Regions from separate parts of the Homo sapiens genome. Here region 2 is linked to region 1. A link is a loop called in an ENCODE intact Hi-C map of the cell type or tissue named here. Cell type or tissue: prostate gland. All regions are shown on one strand. Each heading gives the region's core, and the rest is flanking DNA. Links, peaks and the distances in the headings are about the cores only.

Region 1 (7,523 bases), core at 1,219-6,218:
CCAGGACTTGACATTTTGTCATACTCCCACTCAGAATTTGACCTTGTGGGGGACACATTCTTCCAGAAAGTGCCTTGATGAAATAGGGAAATCATTCCTCTTAAACTGAATGGGCCTTTACATTAACACGAGAGTGCCTGGATGCTCTAGCTGTTTTATCCTGGCTCCTGATCAAGTACCATAAGGGCTACCCTGACAACTGCTTGACTTCAGGTATCAGAATGCTATCAACTGGTCATCTCTAAGAACTAGGGGGGCTTTCTTCAAAGAGCAGGAAAACCCCATTTAGCGGAGATAGAATGAAGGCTGGTATGCCTTGTCATGTCTGTCCTAAGGAACAGCTCATTCCTACGAACAAACATCCATGTTTTCTCCTACAGATGAACAATGTGGCATAACACATTTTGTCTTGACCTGTGGCTCAGCATGAAGCACTGGTGAGATCTCAATCATGTAGCAGTGAGCTTTCCCCCTGCAGGCTTCTGAGCAGAGGATGCTGCTTCATGACCCCTTGGCTACTCTGTTCTCCACAGGAGTGACTGGAAGGTAGGGGGGATATACAAAATACCCTTCAATGGCCTGAAGGGTTTTGAGATGAATTGAGTAGCACATTGCACATGCAGTGGAGGAAAGTGAGGCTTTTGTATGCACTTAAGAATAAGCTCACTAAGGAACTGGAGATGGAGGCTTCAGTCCCACAGGCTGTTCTAGATTTAGACTTGGATTTTGTGGTACATAACACGCTGCTTTAGTGTCTTAAATGACTGAGGAATGTCGGATTGTTCTGTCCCTCACTGGCAGGATTCAGTGAGTGGTGCTCCTCCTCCATCTCCTTTGTTCCTTCATCTGCTGGGGTTGAAAGAGGACTTAGCATCAAGAGCTTTTCTCCCCTCTTCCTCGTGGTGTTCTGGGGCCTGGAACATGAAAGTGGTCTGCTGAGGTCTGACCACTCCCCTCCGCTTCTCCCTCATCCAGACATCCTCAGAGGGAACTGACTGTTCAGAACCAACAGAATAGTTTTTCATCCCACCTTTCAGAAGTTAGGCTTGAGTGCTTTCCTCCCACTTTTTGGGAGGCATGATGGACTAGCTGCTGAAGGCGTACCTTCCTTGCTTAGTTATCGGGAAGGAGGGGCATATTCCATAATCTTCGCAGATGAAACCCTGTCCTTGACATCCTAACCTCCCTGGGTGGCAATGTTTCGGGGGAAACTGGGAGGTTTTGGATAGTGGTCCCAAGCTTTATCTTCCCTGGTGAGAAGAGGACCCAGAAAGGGCTGTGGAAGCCATTGAAGTATTTCTGACCAAGATAACTTGATAGTCATTGTGGGCAGCTGCTAATAGAGGCAGGATGTCCTAAACTTAGGAGCCTTCTAAAAACAGGTCTGCTTTCCCTGGGCCACCCTGGGAATTAGAAGCTCCATGTGCTCATCTGAAGGCAGAGTGGGCCCATAAGAAGTGGCCCTGCGGAAAAGGGAAGGTTCCTATGGCCTGCTCATCTACCCCTTCCTCCCTAGGACTATAGGGTGCCCTCATCACTTCTGGGGACATCACTTCTGGGCACGTACTTCCTGGAGGACCAGAGCATCTCCAAGGATTTGGTGTTTAGTGCATTCCCTAGGATGAAATCCCTTCTGATGGGAATCTGCTCCTGTAGAATGATCCCTCAAGAGCAGCCTTTGGACTGGAGAGAATGGGCTGACAGTCTTCATGCTGCAGAGCCCAGGGGAGATGAATCTGTTGGCAGGGAGACTGAAGAAGGGGCTGAATCTCTTGCCCTCCCAGAGGGAGAAGCAGTCATGGGTGGGGTGGGGGCGGGGCCCGTAGGACTCTAACTTTCTTCCAGTGCCCGCCGCTGGGCTCCAGCCTGATCCCTAGAATTCTGCAGTGGAGTGCTGATTGTGCTGAGGCTGGGCTGTGTGATTCCCCTCTTAAGGATGGTTGGCTGGGTGGGACTACAAAAGCAACTTACGGGCCAACCAGGGTTTTCCTAACATCCTTTGACACATCAGTTCTGCTTTTCTGAACTTGCATGGTGAATTGTGAGGAAAGACTAAACTTGTACAAAATCCTTTGACTTAAATGTGCAATGAAGACTATAGAAGATGTGATGTTTTCTATTAGACAAATGTCTCATCTGTTCCAGGTGGAAGTAGATAGGAGTCATCACCTGAACTCGCTTGTTACTTGACTATGCTGTTATTGAGTACGTTTTAGTGTCTTAAATACAATGAAAGTCATTCTCAGAAAACATTAACTGTCGGCTTTCTCCCAACTGAAGAGCTTATGGGCTTTCCAACAAGACCATCTCTGCTTGTCAAGACACCTTGGAATGGAAAGTGAATGCTGCTCTGCCTCATTTCCCATCTTTTATTTCTAATCCCTAAAGGAAGGGGACTGAACTACAGAAACCACTCTATCCTGTTGTTGCATGACAAGGGGAGCCTGATCTGGACAACTGTTTCTTAGCATTTCCAACTTGGAGTTTGATATGTCTTAATCCTTAGGAGCTACATGTGGCCCCAGGAGGACTGAGCCAGCAGCAGGTGCATTGGATGAAAGTCGATGCAGGGGGGAGACCAGGGAAGAAGCAAACTCCATGACAGGAAGAGGGGGGTTCAGCTTTCAGGTACAGTGTCTGATCACTGGCAGTCAGCACTTGACCTGTTCTAGAAATGGCTCCTGGGGCTGCTGTGATCATGCTTGTAGACAAAGGAGCCAGCCTGGCTTCCTGGGAAAAGGACTAGAAGCCTTGGGTTCCTGGAGGTGGCCTTGAGGACTCTAGGGATAAAGGGATCTGATGGGAATACTTTACCTTGGAATGCAGCCGGAGGAGCCATCCTAGGCAGTGACCCGGGAATCCTTCAGTGTACTTTGTGAAAGAGGCTGTCTGCTGTCATAACTGATCTCTTCCATACTTGGTGGTTTTTCCTTCCCAGGCACTAGTATTACATACATCTTGTTTCTTAAGTCACTACTTGGTAAGAGAAGCGTTGCCTCAAAGCAGGTAATTCTGTGTACTGTGAACCTAGAGCCACCAGGGAAGGCCACACTTCTCTAACGGTGAAGTGAGTCTGCCCAGGCAGTCATCTCCAGTGATGGGTCCTGGAGGCTCTGCCCTCTGTGGCCTGGGGTTGCTGCTGTGCCCCTTACAAGACAGCCTGCTGTGTGTGGCTGCCATCTCCTAAACTCAAGTTTGGCTCATTTTCTTTGAGCATGGGTGATATATCTTTTTCCTTTCCTAGGAGAAGGGGTGACTTCTAAATAATAAAGTTCCATTGTTGCTAGGGCACATGATCTTTGTTGGGTGGGGTGATGTCAGAATGCTAAGTTCCTAAGAACTTACCATTTCATTGTCTGTTGTGATGCCTCATGGCCACCAGGTGGTGCTTAAGGACCCTCAGCCAAGGGCCAGAATGGAAACAAGCTGATGGCTCTTGGAACTCCTGGACGGATTTGAGGAATACACTGGGGGAGGAGTTCTTGTTACTCTTATCATTTTCATTAGATTCGTCTGGATCCTGTGTGAACTAATGCCATCCCCCTGAACAAATGGCTTCTGAAATGTGGACAATTCCTGCCTGGGGAGGCAGCCATGGATGAGCAGGAGAGCCCAGGTTCTCCTGCCTGGCAGGAGTCTGAGCTCAGTGCTTAGAGGCTGCTCTGCGCACCCCACCCCCACCCCCACCCCCACCCCCACCCCCACCCCCACCCACCAGGCCGGGCACCGTGCTAAGCAGGCAAATGTTCTCAGTGTTAGGCGAGCATCCCATGTTACAATCACGTGATCCCAGGTACCAAGTTTGTTTGCAGTAATTTTCACGGAAAACATGAACACAATCAGCTTGGCTTATGAACTATTTTTTGCCGTGGAAATACGTACAAAGCCTGCTTTGTTCTGTAGACTAGTATCACATGACATTGGTTAGAATGTAAACTTGAAAAACATCCAACAGACTTAAACTCCTTACAACATAATTTATACAAAGAGTTTATAGTCTTCAGGACTGAGAACAAGAATAAAAGACCGTTTTTACTTGGTAACTGTATTGCTTAAATTATAACATTTCGTAACTACATTAACTATTGTCAAGTAAAGTGGAAAGAACACAAACCATGATGGACATGCTTTTACATAAAAGCACCTCCTAGGCAACTCTGCCCTTCAGGAAGTGTTGCTCACCTAGAAGGCTGGCACTGCTGTGTGAGCGGTGTTTCCTAGTTATGTAGGCTGGCCTGATGAGCTATGTATGGCAGCACTAGCAGGACCTGCTCGAAACGACAGAACTCTCCACAATACTTTGAGAAATGATTCCACATCCTAAAGCCCAAAATCATGAAAATTGTCTCAAAGTTGGGGCTTTTTTCAAAAACTCAGGTCAACCATGCCATTCAGCTGCTCCTTTGTGGGTCCCCTCAGATTCTGTGGGTCCCCTCAGATTCTGTGGGTCCATGTCCACAGGTGACTCGTTCAAAACACTAGTCCCAGGCAGCTCTCAGCAAAGGTGGTGGGGGTTGCACACCTGCTCCAGCACAGAGGCCTCCTGGGGCTCTTGACAGGGCAACAGCTGGGGCTGCATCTCCCTTGACATCTCCTATTTTCAATGGAGAAGCGTCAGGTGACTATGCCCTAAGTGTATGCAGGCCAGGCAGATGTTGGGGTGCCCTTCCATCAAGGTCTGGTGGGGCTTTCTCTGAAAGGATATATGGCTGCTGTCCTGGTCCGTGGAGATGACTTTGTAGTAGCTGCCTTAGAGACGCCTTCATACAAAGGCTGAGCAGTGGGGTCCTTCATATTCTTGTATTAGTTATATCTGCTGAGGAGGAGACAATGTCTGAGGCAAGGACTGTGCCAGAACCTCTGTCTTCTGAAGCACAGATTACTTGGGATTTGGTAATGGCTGACACTTGGGAGTTGTTCTTGTTGCTTTGGTGCTTGTGTTGTGCCGTGTGCTCTAGCTGAGCCTTCTTGGGACATCACTGCCCTATCAGAAGAGATCAGTAGCTCACAGTCTTCCTGAGGTCAGCATTGTTACATGCAAGCTCTGCAGAGTCCTTTTTCTCCAGCTTCATGTGGATGGCTGTGGGATGACCTGTGGGATAGTGCTCCCAGAAGCCCAGCACCATTTCATAGAATTGCATTCCTGGCCCCAGGAGTAAACACTTTTGCAGACTTCTCATCCCAAAGCTGCTGGACTTGAGACCTGGGTTGCTCTGCAGCTGCTTGCTGCTGCATATCTTGCCCAGGGGGCACTTGTGGAGATGAGATCACTATTGCAAAAGGTATATGCCACAGTTGAGAGCATAAGAACTCTCCATTACTTGGGAAACACTGGCCATGATGCTGGAACTGAAGTGAAGGTACCTGTTTCCCTCAATCCTTGTGACTCATACATTAGAACCTGTTCCTGAAAGACTAGCTTCTGCTGGTAATTGAGGCTGCTAGGGATGACATCCCCATTCTGCTGTCCTTGAAATGGTGAGAGAAGCCCTTTTGTTGCTCCTGCTGCCTCTTTACCTGCACACCATGAACACAGTGCAAGAGGGAAGGGCCTTGCATGCTGGCTTTCTTGCATCTCAGGCTTGAGAATACTGACATGCAGAAGGATAAGGAAACATTACATCTAGAAAGGCCACTCTGTCACCTGAATATCCCAAATCCCAGCTTGGTATCCTCTTTAACCCATGGGGCTACAGTTATTTGGGCCATCTTATTTGCTGGGATTCCCCTGTATTACTACAGAAGAGTGGCCAGCTCCACCCAGTAGAACTTCCTGGGCACGAGAGTTCTGCTCGGTGTCATCAGTGGGAGATTCCACCTGTTTTTTCTGGATTAAAAATAGGTGACTTGGGCAGAGGGATCATGGTTTCTTGGCAGTGTAGATCGTATGTGCCTCTAGGTGGTAGTATGGCTCTTGTTTTGAAACCAGTTGTTTGTTACGTAGGACAAGAGACTTCGCTGGCCACTTTTTTTTTGGTTGTAAAATCGGGGTAAGGGTTCTCTGCAAATGACTGAAGTATTAAATGACTGAAATATTCTTAGTTGATTCTTCATAAACTTATGCTTTGGTTTTCCACTTCCTCTTCCCCATCTTTCTTCATTGGGATTATCTTCAGAGATCTTGTGTTCAGATCCTGACTGAGGCTGACAGGCCCACAGGGTTGTTGGGCTTGACTGCTAATCACCACATGCTCATGTGTGTGGCCTAGTGACAATACCTACACATAGCAAAGTTATCCTACTTGTTTAAAGAATTCTGAGCTGCTTCTCTGACGTGTGGAGACACAAGTTGGCTTTCTGCCTCTTGCTCTTACTCCTTGGGAAACCAGACTCACTGTCCGAGACTCAAACTTGGAAAAAGGAGCCTACTGACTCAGAAGTGGATGGACAGGTGTGCACAGGACCTGTGCTCAGCACAAGAAAGTGAGGCTACATTCTGTCAGTGTGTCTTCCCCATCCTTGTGCCAGTGTGCTTACCTCTCACCAGGAGATGAAAATTTCTAGCTGGGCTACAGAGGCGGCGGTCCCAAATCTTTCTCTCCGCCTCCTTGCACCATGTTACATTTACTGCTACTGATGCTTAATGGTGGCTTTGTTGTTCAGTTGTCCAGGAAGTAGATGCTGAGAGAACTAGAAATGCAAAAGACCTAGAATGAAGAGGGAAGCTGTCAGATCATAATGTGAATCAGCCAGTCCTGCCAGTCCAGTAGGGAGCACGAGAGCAGGATTCACTCAGGAATTCCACATGAGGTAGAAATGGCTCGACTCAGTTTGGCTTGGGGCCATCCCAAGAATAACAGCAAAGAGCTTGGAGCCCTTGGGTAACCACACTCCGCAGCTGGACAGCAAGTCTGATGAAATGGCTGACAGGTTGGCATGGTTGTCAGTTGATGGGCAGCTATGATTTTCAAATCCTAAACTGCAGCTGCAGTTGGTCTGGAAGGACCATAAGATTATCTGTTTTCCTAATGTCAGTCCTCAGAGTCCCTCACACTTGGCCAATACTTGTCAAAGTTGCTTGTTTCAAAGGTGACCAAACAACCACCTAATGTCTGAGCCCCTGCTGGCCTGTCCTTATCAGGCAATGTTTGCTGTAATGGCCTAGCTACTCCTGACCCATCAGGCATTGGGGGCACCAAGAAATGGCCCAGTGTAGCAGCAGTTCCTGCTCACCTTCCGGCAAAAGGAGCCAAACATGACCTGGCAGTGTAGTTGGGTCCTCTGGAAGTATCTGGAGCTACACTGTCTAGGTCTGCTTTGGACCTACGTTTGGGAAGTAAATGCCTTCTAAACTCACTATCCGGGGTCATTGTGGGTAATAAGGGAGAAGCATCAGAGAACAGTTGTTGGTTTAAAGTAGGTACTGCAACTGGAGTGCATTGTGCTTGTCATAGGTTGTTTCCTGGCAGCAAACTGTCTCTTGAAACTGCTGGTAAACTGAGGCAGGCTACGGAAGAGGCTCTTGCAAGCCTGACTGTTCGCTCCTTTGAACCAGGCTGAGACTACTTCCGTGGGTGGTTTGT
Region 2 (7,523 bases), core at 1,237-6,236, 400 kb before region 1:
TTAGGAAGCATATCACAGGGTGGGTGTACACCTCCTGCTCTATTATGGGGAGTCATATCTATCTATTATGGGCAGCAATATCATCCTCTCCCTTTCAGGATATTAATAACAATTTCACAGGCTGGGTGAACACAGCCTGTGATGCTGGAATTATTATCATCCTCTCCCCCTCGGGATACTAGGAACAATATCACAGAAGAGGTTTACACTCCCTGCGATATTGGGAGTAATATCATACTCTTCTGTGAATATTAGGAGCAATATCACCAGGTGGCTGTACGTTCGTTGCTATGTTGGCAGTCATTTCATACTCTACCCGCTGGGTATTAGGATTGGTGTCACAGGGTGAGTGTACACCTACTGCGATATGAAAACTAATATCGTGCTCTCCATCCCTGGATATTAAGAACAATATCACAGGTAGGTATACACCCCCTGCGGTATTAGCAGTAATAATATTATGAATTATTAAAGATCAGTCTTATTAATAATTATGAATGGGAATGTTAATTAATAGTATAACGTTATTAATCATTAATGATTATTTTCAAGGTATGATTATGCATGATTAAAATTAATTTTAATACTAATGACACTTTTAATATTAGTTATTAATATTCATATTAATTATTGTTTTATTACCAACATCACTTATGATTGATTGAAGTAACATTAATTACTGATATCTTTTTTATTATTAATAGTGATATTGCTATTAATTATTAATATTAATATTAATTATTAGGAGCTAATATTACTGTTTTCTAATGAATAAGATCAACATCAGTTATTAATATCAGGCATCATTAATCATTAATACTAATCATTTATTGTTATCGTTAGTATAACTATTAATATTAATTATCATTATTATCAGTATTGATTTTAAAAATTATATGATCAGTTATTAATATTGATCATTATTAGTGTCAATTAATAATTGAGATTATTAATTTCGGTAAGTCACATTCCACCCCTCCCTCGGCAGCTCGTTTACGACCCAAAACGGGGATACAAACGCCCCTGAGAGAGCAGCGGTATACAGGGATAGATGAGGATGGTCACGTGGTGGAGAGGCGTTTTTGGGTACCAGCCCTTCACCTCCGTCAACCTTCTCAACTGCAAAAACAATACACCGCCCTATACCAAAAAGCCACAAGCTCTAATTGATTTGCTCCAAACTATTATCCAGACCCACAACCACACCTGGGCTGATTGGCACCAGTTGCTCATGTTCCTCTTTAACAGCAAAGAAAGGCGGAGAGTCCTGCAAGCAGCAACTAAGTGGCTAGAGGAACATGCACCAGCTGATTAGCAAAACCCCCAAGAGTATGGAAGGACCCATTTACCAGGAACCGACCCCCAGTTGGACCCACATGAAACAGAGGATATGCAAAGGCTAAACCGAGACAGGGAAGCTCTCTTGGAAGGATTAATGAGGGGAGCTCAGAAGGCCACAAACGTTAGCAAGCTCTCTGAGGTCATTCAGGGAAAAGAAGAAAGTGCAGCACAATTCTACAAGAGACTGCATGAGGCCTATCGTATGTATACTCCCTCTGATCCCGATAGCCCTGAAATCAGTGCATGATTCACATGGTTTTAGTCCGTCAAAATGCAGAAGACATGAGAAGAAAACTGCAGAAAGAGGCTGGGCTTGCAGGGATGAATCCACCACAATTACTAGAAATAGCTAGCCAGGTGTTTGTAAACAGGGATGCAGCAAGCCCTAAGGAAAACGGCAAAGAGAATGGAGGTCAGGCCTGGAGAAACACCGACCTGGTTGTTAGCTGCAGCAATCAGAGGGGACCCCCAAAGAGGCAAGGGAAGGGGGGCCCCGGGAAAGAAACTCAGCTTGGCTGTCAGAGTTTGCAGCGTACCCAGTGTGTTTATAGTAAAGAAATAAGACGGTGGAAGAACAAGTGCCCTCAGCTCAAAAGAAAACAAGGTGACTCAGAGCAGGAGGCCCCGGACGAGGAGGAAGGGGCCCTGCTCAACCTGGCAGAAGGGTTCTTGGACTGAGGGAGACCAGGCTCAAGCGTCCCCAAGAGCCTCTGGTCAGAATGACAGTCCGGGGTAGAGACATTGATTTTCTTGTAAATAGAGGTGCTGAACATTCGCTAGTAACTGCCCCGGTTGCCCCCTTATCCAAAAAGATGATTGACATCATCGGAGCCATGGGGGTTTCAGCAAAGCAAGCTTTCTGCTTGCCTCGGACTCGTACTGTAGGAGGACATAAAGTCATTCATCAGTTTTGGTACATGCCTGACTGTCCCTTGCCCTTTATGGGAAGGGACTTGCTCAGCAAGCTGAGAGCCACTATCTCTTTGACAGAGCACGGCTCTTTGCTGCCAAAGTTACCCAGAACGGGAGTCATTATGACCCTTATGGTCCCCGAGAGGAGGAATGGAGACTTTTCTGAACTGAGCCAGGCCAAGAGAGAAGACCAGCTCTGGCTAAGCGGTGGCCAAGAGTACGGGCGGAAGACAACCCTCCGGGATTGGCCAGTTAAGACTGGGGCCCAGCCGGTTAGGCAAAAACAGGACCCGGTCCCCAGAGAAGCCCTTCAAGGTATCCAGGTCCGTCTCAAGCACCTAAGAACTTTTGGAATTATTGTTCCTTGTCAGTCTGCGTGGAACACTCCCCTCCTGCCTGTTCCCAAGCCACGGACCAAGGACTACCGGCCGGTACAGGATTTGCGCTTGCTTCATCAAGCTACACTGACTTTCCCTCCAACAGTACCTAACCCGTCCACATTGTTGGGGTTGCTGCCAGCTGAGGACAGCTGGTTCACCTGCTTTGACCTGAAAGATGCTTTCTTTCCTATCAGATTAGCCCCCGAGAGGCAGAAGCTGTTTGCCTTTCAGTGGGAAGATCCGGAGTCAGGTGTCACTACTCAGTACACTTGGACCGGGCTTCCCCAAGGGTTCAAGAACTCCCCCCACCATCTTTGGGGAGGCATTGGCTCGAGACCTCCAGAAGTTTCCCAGCAGAGACCTAGGCTGCGTGTTGCTCCAGTAGGTTGATGACCTTCTGCTGGGACACCCCACGGCAGTCGGGTGTGCCAAGGGAACAGATGCCCTACACCGGCACCTGGAGGACTGTGGGTAGAAGGTGTCCAAGAAGAAAGCTCAGATCTGCCGACAGCAGGTACCTTACTTGGGATTTACTATCTGACAGGGGACGGAAGGCAGCCCAGGATCAGAAAGAAAGCAGGTCATTTGCAATCTACCGGAGCCTAAGGGCAGAAAGCAGGTGAGAGAATTCTTAGGAGTTGTGGGGTTTTGTAGACAGTGGATCCCAAACTTTGAAGTATTAGCCAAGCCTTTGTATGAGGTCCCAAAGTGGGCGGGGTCCGGGAACCTTTGGAATGGGGATCCCAACAACAGCAAGTCTTTCCTGAGTTAAAGGAAAAACTTCTGGCAGCCCCAGCCCTGGGGCTACCCGATCTGACAAAGCCTTTTCTATTTTATGTGTCAGAGAGAGAAAAGATGGCAGCTGGACTTTTCACCCAAACTGTGGGGCCCTGGCTGAGGCCACCGGCCTACCTCTCTAAACAACTAGATGAGGTAACTAAAGTATGGCCCTCCTGTTTGAGGGCCTTGGCAGCAACTGCCCTGCTAGTACAAGAAGTAAATGAGACCAGACTATTGTAGGGCATGGGAAGGGCCGGGGCCTCTGCAGGCCCTGAGGATCGCCATGTTTCCTTCTTTAGTTTTTGAGACTTTGGTGAAGATCCTCTGCCTGCTTCTAGCACACACGTCCTGACCTCCTTTCCCCTTCAAGACACAAGATGGCGCTTTAAGCCTGGTTGTTGAGAAAGAGGACTCCAAACGCTTGAGTTTCTTCCCTCTGCTCACTCTCAGATGTGGCTTGCAAGGGAATCTGTGGGGTCCACCTCTCCACAGCTTGGTGGGTGGATTCTATCTTCCTCCTCGGACAGGGGAGGACCAGCAGCCAATCACTCCTTCCTGCCGGAGAATGAAGTGGCACTCAAACTGTTTTTCTGACATCAGTAACAGCTGCCCACACTCCTCCGGCAGGCATCTCTGAAACATCAGTTTTGGGTGATTGGTCTAAGCCAAGGACCTTTGATATCAAGGGTAAGTCCGCTACCCTTTGCTGGAGATGGGCACGGAGTGGGCATGTGAAGAGTGCCAGACCAGGCATTGACAAACTATGGCTCATGAGAAGAATGGAGTGTACATTTTGAAAGGGTCATCTCTCTCTCTCTCTCTCTCTCTCTCACACACACACACACACACACACACACACACACACACACACACAGAGAGAGAGAGAATATGCTGCAGGGATCATACACGACCCGACCAACCTAAAATACTATCTGTTCCTTTATAGGAAATGCTTACAGACCCCTGGTCTAAACACTGAGAGGTAAGGGGACTCTGTTGCGCCACCCTGGAAGGATTTTGATCCCTAAATAAGAAGAGGTGAGGAGGGAGCCTGCCCTTCCTCATGGCTTGAATGTGCTTGTGAGAGGCAGTCAAGCCTGGAACTGTGGCAGCCGGCTTGTGACCATGAAGCAACCAGCCCGAGAAGAAAGGCCCACCTGCCGAGGAGGGAACAGGAGCCTGGGGCCTCAAGGATGTTGCTGAGCCTCCGTGTGCCCCTGGAGCCGCCTTCCTCTGGAGTTCTTGTGATGGCAGATAATTCAATGTTGTCATTGTTCAAGCCAGGGGTGGGTGAACTTTTTCCATAAAGGGCCACGTGGAAAACATTTTAGGCTCTGGGTGTGCCATGAGATCTCTGTGGACACTACGACCCTAAAAACAACCATAGACAATGTGTAAATGAATGGGTACACCTATGGTCCAATAAAACTTTATTTATAAAAATAGGTGGTGGGCTGGATTTGGCCCTGAGGGTCAGAGTTTCCTGTGTATTTTGTTTGTTTGTTTGTTACTTGCAGCTGACCTGTCCTAACTAGTATTCCCTGAAGTCGGCCTCAGCTCAGAAGTGCCCTTGGGTTCTAAGCCACAGGGGCTAAGCTTGAGTGTGGGCGGGGTCTGCAGCAGGGTGGTGGGAGGGATAAGCACATAAAGCCCCACCCACTGATCTGTCCTTTCTATGGTCCAGGTTGTGCTTTCCTGCAATTTCTTCTCATCATGGGCCTAGCAATCATGATGGGAAGGCACCACTTTAACAGAATGCTTTCAGCATTTCCAGGTGGTCCCTGCTTGCCCTCAACACTACACGCAGGCCTCAGCCTCCACACCTAGCACGTTTGTTAAGCAAGACTAAGCCACATGAAGCAACAGGGCAAGGGGAGGGCCCTTGTGTCCGCAGGGTCCCATGGCAGAAGTGTGGTTCGGGGAGAAATGGGGGAGTGTGCCCTTCCCTGAACAAGCACATTCCCTCAGTGTGGAGGAGCCCCTCCAACAATTTACAAGTGCTATGATGACACGATGCTCATTCAGACCATCAGCTGCAGACGGATTGCAGAAATACGTGAGGGCTGTGTCCTCAGAGGTAGGATGTGGTTGCTCCTTGTCCCTAAGCTGGGCCCTGAAGGTAGGGCAGGATTCCAGCCAGAGTGAATGGACAGTGAGGCTTTGGGGAAGGGCTCAGATTGCCTCTCGTGCTTGTGTTCACAGATTCTTGATGATTGGTCATTCTCCAGGGAGACGAGGCTTCGAGGCCAGGTCTCTGCTCTGAGTTGCCTTCACCACCCTGCACCTTGGTGGCAGTAAGAGAGCGACCTCAAAGGGCCACTGAGAGAATCGTGGGGGATGCATGTACAGCTCCAGGTATGGCACCCATGCCAGCCCATGGCAAGCTCTTACTACGGTTGCAGGTGTAATTTCCAGTCTCTGCCTCCAGGGATTGCTGCTGAGCACAGACAGACGTTTCCCTGCTTACAGAGTGAGGCCGCCAAGATGATTCTCGGATCTCTGGTTTGTATACAGCCCAAATAGCCTGTGAAAGGGGGAATGATAACCCCCAAAGATGTCCATGTCCTAACCTCCAGAACTAGTGAACGGGATGTTGGCAGAAGAGACTCTGTGGATGAGATTACTTCAAAGATTTGCAATGGGGATTCTATCATGGGTTATCTGTATGGATACGCAATGTAATCACAAAATGTCCTTATAAGTGAAGAGGGAGGCTGAGGAGATTTGACTACAGAAGAGAAGGTGATGTGACAGTGGAGGCAGAGATTGGAGTGATGTGGCCACAATTCACAATGCCAGCAGCCACCAAAGAGGCAAGGAATGGATTCTCCTCTAGGGTTTCTACCAAGGGCCCTAGCAACACTTCAATTTTAGTCCAGGAAGACTCGTTTTGGATTTGTGACCTCCAGAACTATGAGAGAATACATCGGCATTCTTTGAAGCCACCAGGTTTGCAGTAGTGTGTTAGAGCAGCGTGGAAAATCCATTGAGTCCCATTGCCCTGCTTTTTGTGCCTTGTACAAAAGCAGAAAATGGCATGGATGGAATGGGAGGTCATTATGTTAAGTGAAACAAGCCAGACACAGAAAGACACACATTGCATGTTCTCACTGATTTGTGGGATCTAAAAATCAAAACAGTTGAACTCATGGAGCTAGAGAGTAGAAGGGTGGTTACCAGAGGCTGGGAAGAGGAGTGGGGGGCTGAGGGCAGGTGGGGATGATGTTAGAAAGAATGAATAAGATGTACTGTTTGATCACACAGCAGGATGACTGTAGTCAATAATAACTTAATAGTACATTTACAAATAACTAAAAGAGTGTAATTGGATTGTTCGTATTAGAAAGGATAAATGCGCTGGGTGCGGTGGCTCATGCCTGTAATCCCAGCACTTTGGGAGGCCGAGGCGGGTGGATCATGAGGTCAGGAGATCGAGAGCATCCTGGTGAACACTGTGAAACCCCATCTGTACTGAAAATACAAAAAATGCTGCTCGGGAGGCTGAGGCAGGAGAATGTCATGAACCCGGGGGGCGGAGCTTGCAGTGAGCAGAGATGCAGAGATTATGCCATTGCACTCCAGCCTGGGCGACAGAGCTAGACTCCGTCTCAAAAAAAAAAAGAAAGGATAAATCCTTCAGGGATGGACACCCCATTCTCCATGATGTGCTTATTTCACAGTGCATGTCTGTATCAAAACATCTCATGTACCTCACATATATATGCACCTACTATGTACCCAGAAAAAAACAAAAAAGAGTATAAAAGAAAAAAAAAAATCCCAAAAGCAGAGAAGAGGGCAAATGAGAGTCGGGGACTGTGATCTCAGTTTGCCCAGGATGAAGCCGGGTGACCTGGTTACAGAGCAAGCCCCTTGGCTTCTTGAGCTCCCATCTGCAGAGTGAGGGGCGGATGCAGGGGAAGGGTGTGACTTCGATGAACATTCCCTCCAGGTGTCTCTGCCCTCGGCCCCCTCTCAGGATTGTTTGTAGCTCTTTGCCTATTCTTGGCCATTTGGAGTTTTCAGGGGCCCTACTAGGTCCTCTTGACTTCTCACTTGGCTCTCCTTGGTGGTCTAATTCATGGCCAAGGGCCCACCTGCCATCCGGAC

Evidence for each region. A loop is a pair of places that touch in the nucleus more often than their neighbours do. Peaks named below come from ENCODE experiments on the same cell type or tissue, not always from the same donor. Only the 100,000 strongest peaks of a DNase experiment are listed, where the experiment ranks them.
Region 2: it touches region 1 in a loop (5-fold over the local background); 8 of 110 quality-filtered maps call a loop at or near these places.

Annotation. Positions count from the first base shown.
Region 1 is chr4:10,154,569-10,162,091 of GRCh38, forward strand. No RefSeq gene overlaps it. Among named protein-coding and RNA genes, the nearest start is that of WDR1, 42 kb to the left of the region's middle. In prostate gland, for the core only: CTCF peaks have their summits at 3,376 (motif pointing right) and 5,899 (motif pointing right); DNase peaks (open chromatin) are centred at 3,403, 3,793 and 4,203; H3K27ac peaks cover 312 bases.
Region 2 is chr4:9,759,478-9,767,000 of GRCh38, forward strand. No RefSeq gene overlaps it. Among named protein-coding and RNA genes, the nearest start is that of DRD5, 18 kb to the right of the region's middle. RefSeq lists a silencer at 5,752-5,801. In prostate gland, for the core only: CTCF peaks have their summits at 3,781 (motif pointing right) and 5,868; DNase peaks (open chromatin) are centred at 3,794 and 5,814.